Regions from separate parts of the Homo sapiens genome. Here region 1 is linked to region 2. A link is a loop called in an ENCODE intact Hi-C map of the cell type or tissue named here. Cell type or tissue: PC-9. All regions are shown on one strand. Links, peaks and the distances in the headings refer to the core of each region. The heading gives the core; the rest is flanking DNA.

The links. Peaks named below come from ENCODE experiments on the same cell type or tissue, not always from the same donor. Only the 100,000 strongest peaks of a DNase experiment are listed, where the experiment ranks them.
Region 1: a loop joins it to region 2, with 7 times the contacts of the local background. A loop is called at or near these places in 4 of 110 quality-filtered maps.

What each region holds. Positions count from the first base shown.
Region 1 is chr4:89,482,366-89,488,989 of GRCh38, forward strand. It overlaps LOC105377328 (a long non-coding RNA gene), which reads right to left and starts at 3,194. Exons shown (of 4, transcript XR_938981.2): 1 at 2,985-3,194. In PC-9, for the core only: CTCF peaks have their summits at 3,829 (motif pointing right) and 4,043; no DNase peak of the experiment used is centred there.
Region 2 is chr4:90,290,220-90,296,843 of GRCh38, forward strand. All of the region lies in intron 1 of CCSER1 (coiled-coil serine rich protein 1), which reads left to right. Among named protein-coding and RNA genes, the nearest start is that of CCSER1, 170 kb to the left of the region's middle. In PC-9, for the core only: a CTCF peak has its summit at 3,146; no DNase peak of the experiment used is centred there.

The sequences.
Region 1 (6,624 bases), core at 2,745-5,244, 810 kb before region 2:
TCAGGACTCTCAAAGCTGTCCTGATTGGTCAACAAATGACATGGCCACTCTTTTAAATCATCTCACTTAGATGCAGCCAGCTCTGTCAGTAGATGGCAGTCCTGACAATGTGATCTAAGGGAGAGTGAAGCAGGTGGGAACACCAGTTCAAAGCAAGTGGACCAAGCTGAAATTATGGAGAGAACTGTGATTTATTCATGGTCATTTTACCTACTTACTGTAGACTTGTGCAGAGCCCAAATTAAGCTGGTTGATTCATGCAAACATTTTAATAATTAGTTCTAGAAATGTGAAAAATCTTTATAATTCCTTTTATTAGTTGAAATTGTCCTATTTTCCTTGAGACCACGAACTAAAAAGAACATATGGTGACTTAATTTTACAATAAGCTGAGATTAGTAGAAGAATAGTGATAGATGATTTTAAAAATTTATAAACTCATAGACTGAAACCTCAAGATTGTGTTTGTTTGACCTAGTGTTTAAAACCCAAAACTTGATATAGTGGAAAAATGGTTAGTTATTGCTAGAATTAGGATGAAAATTAAATTCTAGGCAGAATCTCAAGTAGCATGTATATTTATGATTTGCAGTTGAATTATCAACTGAATTTAATTAGCTGTGAATATTTTGGGGCCTATATATTAGGCATTTCAAAACTGTTGTTTCTGTATTTTGTTGACAGGTCACAGAAAGGATTATTTCACACTTTAAGAGAAAGTGACTCAGGGTTGTTGGAAGGTGGGTAAGAGTGACTAAGTCTGGGTGAAGTTTCCTCCTGCCTCTTTGCCTTTTCCTATGCTATTATTTTCCCACCTTCCATAGTCCGGGGAGATGACCGATGGATTCCCAGGATACTCCTTTACTTACTACAAGTGATCAAGGAAATTCAAGGACTGAATATGATAAAATATATTTGGGGAGGAAATGTAAAGTATTTTAAAATTGACAGTAAGTATAAGAAGTAATTTCTGAGGGCAAAATGGTGGTTGTCTAACAGGGGTGCCTGGTCCCCGGGCCATGGACTGGTACCAGTTTGCGGACTGTTACGAACTGGGCGGCACAGCAGGAGGCAAGAGGCAGGTGAGTGAGCATTCCCACCTGAGCTCCCCCTCTTGTCAGATCAGCCTTGGCATTCGATTCTCATAGAAGAGTGAACCCTATTATGAACTGCGCAGGCAAGGGATCTAGGTGGTGCATTCCTTATGAGAACCTAATGTCTGATAATCTGAGATGGAACAGTTTCATCCCCAAACCAACCCTGCTGGCCTGTGGAAAAATTGTCTCCCATGAAACCAGTCCCTGGTGCCAAAAAGGTTGGGGACCACTGGTCTGTAATTTGTAATATTGAGAGAAATTGGGGAAAACAAAGATTTTTCAGAATCCAAAGTGTAAACTGATCTAGTGTAAAAGATTTATAGCAAATAACAGACCCAAAAGCCTTAGTTTAAGGCCAGTAAGAAATCAAAATCATAAGAAGAATGAGGCTAGGGTAAACCCAACCCAGGAAAATAGCTCTGAGTAGACGCTAAAAGGAATTTGACTTGAGAGGCAGATATGGAAACACTTCTCTACCATGATCTAAGGATCTGAAATGAGCAACTCAATTTTCCTGGTGAAAATATTCAAACTCCATCGTTTGCAATTCAGTTCCCTTTATGAGATGGCCCAACCTCTGTTTGTTTCCTAGTCACTTCTTTCATAGCCAGTGTGTATCCAATGAGTAGACCTATGGGCCACTCTTGTCTGTGCTTTCCTGCTGCCATGGTGACATGAGTTTTGAATTTCTCTTTACCTAGATTACCTACACCTCCACTTTGAAAATAAACACACTGCTCATATTTGACCAAATGGATCAGTTTGTCCATAAAATTTCCTCTGATTCCCTCAGCTGGAAGTACTCTTTCTTTCTAAATCCTAAATTCATGCTAAGTACCTCATCTGGTCGCTTAACGCATTCTGTTTTGGTTTCAACTGTTGATGCATTCTTTTACTACGCTGTAAACCCTTAAGAGATAACATATATTTTATTGTTCATAGGCAAGCCAACCTTGCTGATAAATATTCACAGAATAATTAAGATTACCATATATAATTATTATCACATAATTGTTAAATTAAATATGTAATTACTAAATCACATAATTATAAAGATAATCATGTATGTATATATGTATTTATTGACATGGGTTAATCCTTTCAAGCAGGTTATTGGGTCTCAGGGTCATTTAAATAAAAGGATATTGAGGACTGAAAAGGAAGTCACAATAGGAAGGGAATTGCTTAATAGTTCAACCTGTTCATGTAACATTGCACGAGACTCTAGTTTTGTTTATTTCAACCATATATGTTTTTTCTCCTACCATGAACTTTGAAATGGCTGTCTGTCTACTAGATTACAATGCATAAGAAGAATAAGATTAGAAGAATAAGCATTTTTGTTTGTTTGTTTGAACTTGAATTTTAGGTTCAGAGATACATGTGCAGGTTTGTTATATAGGTATGTTGTGTGTCATGGGGTTTTGGTGTAAGATTATGTTTTCACCCAGGTAATAGGTTGAGTACCCAATAGGTAGTTTTTTGACCCTCTCCCTCCTCCCATCCTCCATCCTCGAGCAGGCCCTAGTGTCCATGGTTTCCTTTTTCTGTGTCCATGTGTTCTCAATGTTTAGCTCCCACTTATGAGAACATGTGATATTTGGTTTTCTGTTCCTGTGTTAGTTCACTTAGGATAATGGCCTCTGGCTCCATCCATGATGCTGTAAAGGACATAAACTCATTCTTTTTATGGCTGCATAGTATTCCATTGTGTATATGTGCTACATTTTCTTTATCCAGTCTACCATGGATGGTCTTTTAGGTTGATTCCATGTCTTTGCTATTCCTATCAAACTACCAATGACGTTCTTCACAGAATTAGAAAAAACTATGTTTGTTTTTTAAGAACTGGAGAACCATAGTCAACTGGGGGAAATATCTTCTCACCTGTTAACAGGAGTGGGTGAGACTAGGCTGTTTTATAGAACTTGAGATCTTCCTATTTTGAACTTTTCTTTGGGAGCTGGATGATTTTATCACCTTAATTGGTAAATGTGTCTTGCAGAATACCTGCAAATAATGAATACTCAATTAAAAAGTGGTTTACTTTGTTGTTGATTTACCATATGCCTCAGAGATTTTCCTAGTTATAATCAAGAGCTATGAAGTATGTAAGTGTTTTTCAAACCATCACTTGTGGAACAGAGCCAAAGGATTGAGATGGAGTGTAATTAGGAGTGTGTATAAATGATGCCTATTTTCTGGTGCATACTAGATAATTGTGCTTATTTTTTATAGCTAGAACAGCGACTAGAAAGTAAAGTTGACAACCTATTAGGAGCTTTAATTGCCTTTAAAATTCAAGTTCTACTGTAAATATTACTATTATAATATTGATAATATTTTAATCAGCCTTCAGATGTAGCTGTTTTTAAATACAAGAGAATGTACTTAAATATCCACCTTAATGTCATTCCTAATATTAGACCAGAGTTTTAGCAAAGTTATTAAGTTGAAATACAATCTTTAAACTATTTGCCAGAACATTAAGTTAGAATTTGCCAGTTCAGGTCAATATTTCTATGACACAATGCATATGGAAATTATTTAAATATCTTTACTTTTTAAAATGAGGACTATTTATATTGAGGAGAAATATCAAAAAAGTTATAGCATTGTGAATACAAAAAGAAGAAGAAGAAGAAGAAGAAGAAGAAGAAGAAGAAGAAGAAGAAATAACAGCTAGATACACTCTAAGCAGCTCAACTATCATTCCTAGAATGACTCCACAGCATTTTCCCCTTTGTACAGTAGATGTCACCAAAAGTTAAAGATGCCTGAGTAATAGATGCTCTTGGTACAAAGGAGAAATGTTTAACTATTATTTGAATCTAACGGTGAAAAATGCTAGAGGGCAAAACGTGCTTTTTCATAAGCATGTCACACTGATGCCTTTATCTATCACATGCAATGTTTCTTCCCATTGGACATATTCAACCCTCCTGAAAAGACAATGTATTTTATTTGTTTTTACGCTCTGTCTTTTTCTTTCAACCTTGGAATTCCATTTATGTTTTTTATATGCGGTCTGCAGGCTCTAAGAATTAAAAATATATCATTCATTAAAGGTAAATCAGCTAATTTCTATACACGTCTGAGATTCTCAGGTAAAAGGTGTTATGTGAGATGCATGCCTAATTGCAATATGTTCCAAATGATTGTATTTTTCTTTTAAACAGGGGCAGAAGACTCTCCATATACTATCATTAATGCCAACATCATTATATTAGAATATTATATCTGACAGTCAATTAAGGGTTGCTGGGAGCTGCCTTTCTCCAGTAGGAAGCACAGAAAAGGGAAAAGGGCCTTCTAGCACTTTCTCAACTTACTGAAGGCTGACTGATTCCAACCTTACACTGATAGTTTGATCCCAGGACAACAGGTGCAAAATATCTCAACCCCTGGGGCTAAGATAAGAAAGCTCAGGGGTGAGAGGATCCTATCTCCCCAACCTCTGCAACCACATACATTGAAGAATTCAAATTCAGTTGCCACAGCCCTAGGCCTCCTAGAAAAATTGAACTATCAACTAATTAGGGAGATCTAGGGGGCTCCCATAATGGGCCCACTCAGAAGACTTTTCAGATCACAGTCACTTCTCCACCAGTTCAGGGTCCCAAATGTTCTAATACAGACATCATCAGCTCAAATGCCTCTGGGATCCAGGCAAGTAACATAAATGTCTGAATTGGTCTAGACGGCTAACCCCACCATAAGGTATTTCAGTTCAAACTTTATCAAAGCTATTTCCACACAAACAAAAATCTGTAAGCCAGATTTCCCCCAGGCCCTTAGCTTTTGACCCCTGCTCTAATTGAATCAGGGTTTTAAGAAAGCAGCCAGGCCAGGGAGGTGGCTCATGCCTGTAATCCCAGCACTTTGGGAGGCCGAGGCGGGCGGATCACGAGGTCAGAAGATGGAGACCATCCTGGCTAATATGGTGAAACCCCGTCTCTACTAAAAATACAAAAAAATTAGTCGGATGTGGTGGTGGGCGCCTGTAGTCCCAGCTACTCGGGAGGCTGAGGCAGGAGAATAGCATAAACCTGGGAGAAGGCAGAGCTTGCAGGGAGCCGAGATTGCGCCACTGCACTGGAGCCTGGACGACGGAGTGGGACTCCCTTTCAAAAAAAAAAAAGCAGCCAAAGCATTTTGCGGGCAGACTGAGCTTGCATTCTAACGAAATTCCTGTGACAATTTTTTCATATAACCATATAGGTAAATTATAAAGAAGAGGAGAGTTCTCGTATCGATTTTTTCATATAACCATATAGGCAAATTATATACGAGAGGAGAGTTCTCGTATCAGTTTTACTTTCTCTTCACTAAGAACTTCGAGATGGTTTCTACTTAGAACAGCTGGGGTTCCATCTGGGTTGCCTTCGGCCTGGTGCCAGACCTTACTTAGTTCCTAGTTCTGAAATCCAAAACGTTATCAATTAGTTCAGTAAAACGTCCTGTCAAACGTTGTCTGTCTGAGTTAACTGCACTAGTGAAATATTTTATTGAATATTCTTTAGAGCACATTTATAATTGAAAAATGTTGTTTTTGGAAAAACAGTACAATGCAAATTCAGCTAGAATAGCTTATATTTCACTATTTTGAAATCACTGAATTCCAATAAAAGCTTGAGCAAGCTTTTAATCTACTGTCCTTCCCTGTAAATAAGCTACAATAAAAATGTGGCAAAAAATTAGACATAGCATTCACGATATTTCCACTCAAAACTTTTTCCACATTCTTTTCTATTCTTGGTAGCTATGTAAAGTTTTTGACAGTTATTTGCACTTAATGTTTATCAAATGTTGCTACAGAAGTCTCATAAATAACAATTTAGTTATTGCCCAATAATACTTCATCGAATTGATAGGCCAGAATTTAATTAATCATTTCTTATTGCCAAGTAGCTAGGTTTTTTTCCGTTATAAGTAAATCTGCAATGAATAGAAATATATTAGTTCTTTTAGATAATCTTTAGGAAAATTCCCTAGAGTGAGATTACTGCATTGAAGGAGACTTTTATGTAATTTTTGGAACCCAGAATAAAAATGGTTTCTAAAATGATATCAATGTACATATACACATTACCATAAATTATTTTATTATACACATTTATTATACACATTAGCATAAATTATTACCTTATTTTACACTGTGTATATTTATTAGGTATGTTTTCCAAATTTTAATGAAAATTTTATTTACTTTTTCAATTTTTTGTTTACTAATTTTTCCTTATATGTGCTTGCATTTTATCCTTTCATGTTTTTTTCTGAAAATATTTTATTAGCCTTTTACCTTTTATTTTGGTTACGATATATTTCATTACAAAGAAACAATGGTTATATGTAGGAAAATCTGTTTTTTTTTTTCTTTATGGCATCTTTCCCCTCTTTTATCAAGATTTTTAATGAGACCAGTTTCCCGCAAGGTTTTCTGTTAATTAGTTTATATAATTCTTCCTGGCAGCCAAGCTGTGGGTAACTTCCGTATTTAGTTATTAATCTACTAGCATTGTAGGGA
Region 2 (6,624 bases), core at 2,082-4,581:
AACCAGAATGCTATACTAAGATGTGCAGAAGAAAGTTAAAATAATGTTTTGAGCAACATTGACCCTCATCAGTAATTATTTTTTATATTACCGAACATTTATATATAGTGTATACTATATGCTAGGAAATATATACATAGGATTCCAATGCCAGTATGTGGTTTTTCTACAAACAAAGCAAATAGGGTCTCTTTTAGGTTTTCCTTCCAGTTTCTGGGTACCCTTATGTTTGTTGTATGATATTCTTTCTCCACTCTGTCTAAGCTAGGATGTCTGTTTCTTTCTTTGAATATTTTATTTTGAATCACAAAATGTTCTCAGATCCTACATAAGTACTTGTTTAGTATTCAATTCTGAATATGCAACTGTTAGCCTGAGGAAATCTGTAGGACGGTACAACTGTCTCTCTCTCTCTCGCTCGCTTGTTTTTTGTTGAAATTGTTGCTAGTGGCTGCATTTTTTTCCCTTGTGGAATTAATATTTTCTGTATTTCCTGTGAACTATAGTGATTGGAAAGTCGCTTAAAACTTTTCTTGATTACCTAACAGTGGATCTGTCATTGGAATACTAATTTGGAATACTAAGCCACTTCCAATGAAACATTCCTAGAGCAGCAATAGCATTCAGAATATTATTTTGCAATATTATATGATGTTATTGTTACTGTTGTATATGTAATATCAGGATATCTTTCTTGTGCATTCATCATTGTTATAATTTCCGAATTTGTCTTTAGCATCAGCAAGATCTAGATTAAAATTTAGATTTGCCTTTACTTTTCTGAACCCAAATTTATTTATCTGATAGGAATAATTATATTCCTTAAAAATAATTTTTATTTCAAAGTCATAAAAAATAAAACAATATTCAATTACAAGAGATATCAGGTGCTTACAGAGCAAGAGTGTTTTTACTTGATTGAAATAAGGACATATCTCTGGCAGTGAGAGTCTCTGCTTTTATTTGATTGGATTAGATTTAATTCTATTATCAGGAATACTGTGTTCTATAAATGTTAGTGCAGCTACTATTTGCATGTTTCTGAGTGAAGTACTTAACTAGTTTAGGTTTCCATTTATTATCCTCAAAAAACAAGTTCATTTTCCAAATATAAAATTCAATACAATAGTTGGTCGCCAAGGCAGAACTACCTAAATGTTCCAAGATGCAAAATCCCCACTTAGTGGCCACTCAAGTCGGTCACATCACCCTTGCTACTGGGCACAGCTGAAAAGGCCCTTGTGCCATAAACACAAGTCCTTTTCTCATGAATGCTTTCTTACCTATTATTCTGTCAAATTAGCAATATATTAGTATAAACCCAATATAGTTTAGTCATTCCTGATAGTGATATTTGATGCAGTCCCATAGTCTCAAAGAAGACAATTTACTGAATTTATTAACAAAGTTTAAAGGGTTTTCTTAAGAAAGGAAAGAAATGAGCTAAATTTGTTGTATCTCCTTTATTATAATCTTCATTATGTAACTCCTTTTAAAAAAACTTTTAAAGTCAAAGAACAATATAGGCAATATGCTTTAATATATTTAGTAAAGTCTACTTTGAAATAAAATTTATGAATTTAGGTGAATTTGTTAATTATTGGTATAATATTTAACATTGCCACCAATTTAAAACTTATTTCTCCATAACTTGAAACAATTTCAATCTGACACTCTATTAGAATGTTATATTATGTAAATATGTTAATTATCAGACATACTTCCTTGGTTCTAAAACCTATATCCCTGTTCTAACTCATGAATTACAAACCAAAACATTAAGTAATAGCAGAAATGTAAGAAAATAGGTATATGATTTGGTTAAGCCCATTGATTACATTAGCAATTAAAGTAAAAGAGGAAGGCAAACTTGTCATCACATTTCTAATTTTATCATATACCAGACATACTTTGACTGTCTTTACTATCATTTTGCTCTTTTTTTCCTCTCTTTTTCTGTAACACACTACATTTATGTGTTAGTGGTAATGGCTTATAACACATTATTTTTCCCTTCATATCTATGGAATATTGATTCTAGTTTGTTGTTAACTTTGAACTAGAAAAAATGATATTCAGATATATATGAGTATATATGTGTGTATGTATATTTGTATGTGTACTAAATTTCACAGACTGCATGCATATGTTTTAATAAATCAGAGGGGCTCACATAATTCATCTAATCAGTTGTCTAATCTTAATAATAGAGAAACAGAACCCAAGAGAAATTATATCCACAAATATATTGTGAAAGTGTTATTAATGAATGTGATCATTATATGTTGAGTTCAAAGACAGCTCTTTTAAAAAAGCCAAACCCAAGATTCTGTTTTTCACATGATTGTAACAGAATTAGTACACAATGCCAATACATGACTGAATGGAAATCAGCATATTCCTTAACATGCTGCAGTCAGCATTATATAGGAGACACCTATAACAGCACTTACTTAAAAAAAAAGCTGCAATTGTTTGTGGATATACTCATATTTTTTTTTTCCTTTCACCAGACCAATGCTGACTTTCAGTTCTATTGATCTAACATTTGTGTTTGAACTAGAACATGCACTGAAAATGTTGGATTCCATATTACTGCCTATACTGATTTTTATTGTCAGGTATCTGTATTACTGACTCTACACACACAGACACAGAAATAATTATAAATGTCCAATGTAGCCACCTTTTAATTTACTATCCTAACATGTATTCCGATTAGTACTTTAAAATTCTTTTTCTCAGACTTTGGTATTCATCCTATGTTGATATAAGATAGTTTTTTCATTTTCTTCTTTACGTTCGTATCTGTTACTATTAGCTGCTGTATGGAGTATGTTTAATACAATAAAAAATAAAGTGATACCTAAAATTTATAATCAGAATAAAATGTTACCATCTTTATACATCTTTTACACTAATATGTTTTCTACAAAGCAGTACAGTTTTATTTTAGACATATGTTCATGATGTTTCAAAAACAACAAGAAACTATCAGAAAAATGAAAAATAAATTTGAATTGATATATATATGAGTGTGAATCCCTTTAAAAATATAGATCCTATACATATTTATAAGAGAAAAACTTTAGAAACTCTGATTTTTATTATTCTGTTGTTTCAAGCTTTCAAGTTGAATCGAGTTTTTCTTTGATCTAAAAGGCAATTTATTTTTATCAGATACTAATTGTTTTAAAAAGATTTAATTTGTTAATATACTTTAAGGATTTTGTGATATTTTTAATAATTAAATGCCCAATAAGAGTTAGAATAAAAAATTAACTTTACCGTCAAAAAGGAAGATCTCCTGCACCCTCTGCTGCTATGTAAATGAAACTGCAGGTTATTTATTATAAACTTATTTTTATTTTATAAAATAAAAAAAGAAAATAAAAAATTTAAGAAGATTTTTTAAAGATCTTTTCAAAGATTTTTTAAATTTAAGAAAATAAAAAATTTAAAGAAAATAAAAAATTTAAGGCAAATCCAGTCATTTTAATATACAGTAAACAAACGAACCATTATAGATGTCTCAAAAGAACATGCATCTCAGATATATAGTTTACTTAAAAATAAGTAAAATATAAACTGACAAACTAGCTTTGAAAGGAAGAGGTATAATGGCATCAATTTGTTATTAATGAGAAAAAGTCATAATGCTACATACTTCTAAATCATCATATTACTTAAATTTATTAACCAACATACAAAAATCTATTGTGGTTTATTGTTTGTAATATGGAAATATTAAACATTAAAAAGATTGTGAAAAACCTGGAGTGAATTATTTGTGTCTTATGGCTCACTGCCATTTTAGATGAATTATTGTGTTGTTAAAATAAATTGACTTTTTTTCTAAGAGGCAGGAAATAGCTTGCAATAGTGAAACCAGATAGAATCCGAGCTGTTACAAAAGTTGATCCCAATTTATAAACAGATACCACTTGGATTGAAAATCTATATAAAGTATAAATTTTACTATTAAAATGTAGTTTAATAAAAAATAGTCTTGCCGGGCGCAGTGGCTCATGCCTGTAATCCCAGCTCTTAGGGAGGCAGAGGCAGGAGGATAGCTTGAGCCTAGGATTTGAGACCTGCCTGGGCAATATAGCGAGACCCCGTTCTCCATAAAAAGGAAAAAAAATACAAAGTCTTTATATTATTTTAAGGATTCTTAGCACTTCCATATGTTTTATTTATTTAAATATTTTATATTAAACTATAAAAATTGAAGCAGTTATTAAAACACTAGGAATTGATGTTTGTATTTTGTCGAACTTGGTGAAATTATTTTTAGAAAAGGCATTTTCTGATATGTCCAATCTCCTATTCCTTCCCAGTGGAAACCACTGTTAATAATTTTTGTGTATCTTCCAAGTTGCTTTTAAGACATTTACATGCGTATTTCTATATCCTTCCATATTTTGTAGTTTTTAAATAGGCTATATATCTCATACTCCCTTATTTTGATTTTTAAAGTCTTAAATATAAAAGTAATTCATGAATTCATTCTGATTGTTGAAGCATCGTATTACATATAACACCATGTCCCCGTTGACGACAACCTCAATTCAAAGGCCCTCTTTAAGGGTAATCACTGTTAATGCTTTGAAGTACATCCTTCAAGATTTTTTTCAGGAAGAAAAAAAATCATACACACATATGATTCTGCAGAGTATTTAATATTATACATACTATTTGATAATAAATTTTGAATTGACATAAAATGTATTCCGAATAGTATATCACTTACCAATTTGATTTTATTAACACAATGCCTTGGAAATTTTTCCTTTGTTTGTTCATATCTTTGACCTTATATGTTTAGCTCTTATATATTATGCTGTGGAATAAATAGACCATTTTTAGAATTTTAAAAATTCTCATATTAATGAACATTTATATTATTTTATATTTTCACTACAATAAGCCTGAGTATCCCTGTACATGCTTCTTTGAGCAGATCTGTGAGTATTATTCTAGGGTAAATGCTGAGAAGTAGAATTATTTTTTCATTTTATACTTTGATAAATAATTTTAATTTTTAAATGACTTTAACAATTTGGATTTCTTTGTAAATGTCTGTCCATATATACTACTTTTTCACCAAACCTGATATTATTAAGTTTTAAAAAGTTATAAATGAAAAATATTGTATTTATTTCTGGTTGATAATGGAGTTGAATATCTGCTCGTAATGTTGATTAGTGATTTATATTTCCTTTTCTATAAATTTCCTGTTACTATTCTTTGCTCCCTTTTATTCTTTGTGTTTTCTGTTTCTTACTGGCTCATAGGAGTTCTTTCTATTTCCCCGATTACTAATGAGTTTGAGTATTTTAAATATATATTCATTGGTGATTTGTATTTCTTCTTTCAGGAATTACTTGTTCTTATTCTTTGCTCACTTATTTTTGATTTTAGATTCTTTTTCTTATTGATTTATAGTTCTTTATATATTCCAGATATTAATTATCTGACTGGCATAGGATACCAAAGACCAGCCCCTGTCTTAATGTATCAATTAGTGCTCCAGAGCTTTCCCATGGGATCAGTCTGAAGCTAGTGTCCAGTTTTGACCACATCCTGGCTTAGCTTCTTATCCACATATCCCCAGTGTCCCCATCTTATTAGACTTTCTTTCTTTAATCAGCTTCTCATGTTTGAACAAGAATTCCTTACTCAGGCTCTGCTTCTAGGAAATCTATCCTGGACCTGTGATGACATTTTTTTTGAAATCAGTGTTTTAAAATCAAGCCAATTCTCCAATGGAAGATATAATTATAAAAAAAAACAACTGCTCTTTACTAATAAACATATATTTTAAGATGTGTGCTATCCTCTTTAAAGTTGTATTTTTGTTATACTGACATTGCCACCGCTCAACAAATTTATCAAATTCAGCTTTTGGAAATCATGTTCAGACTCTGAGACAGTCTTTGAATGTTCATAATATTGTCAGTTCTTTGCTCCCTGACTAAACTATTTTGTTGACAGTGAACAATTATTCAGTCATGTGCAGTCAAAGTGATCAATGTGGTCAAATATTTTGAAATTATTTGTAACAGACGGTTTTAAAAATGAGAAGTGTCTGTTCATATCCTTTGCCCACTTTTTGATGGGGTTGTTTTTTTTCTTGTAAATTTGTTTGAGTTGTAGATTCTGGATATTAGCCCTTTGCCAGATGAGTAGGATGCAAAAATTTTCTCCTATTCTGTAGGTTGCCGGTTCACTCTGATGGTGGCTTCTTTTGCTGTGCAGAAGCTCTTTAGTTTAATTAGACCCCATTTGTCAATTTTGGCTTTTGTTGCCATTGCTTTTGGTGCTTTAGACATGAAGTCCTTGCCCATGCCTATGTCCTGAATGGTAATGCCTAGGTTTTCTTCTAGGGTTTTTATGGTTTTAGGTCTAACGTTTAAGTCTTTAATCCATCTTGGATTAATTTTTGTATAAGGTGTAAGGAAGGCATCCAGTTTCAGCTTTCTACATATGGCTACCCAGTTTCCCCAGCACCATTTATTAAATAGGGAATCATTTCCCCATTGCTTGTTTTCCTCAGATTTGTCAAAGATCAGATAGTTGTAGATATGCGGCATTATTTCTGAGGGCTCTGTTCTGTTCCAT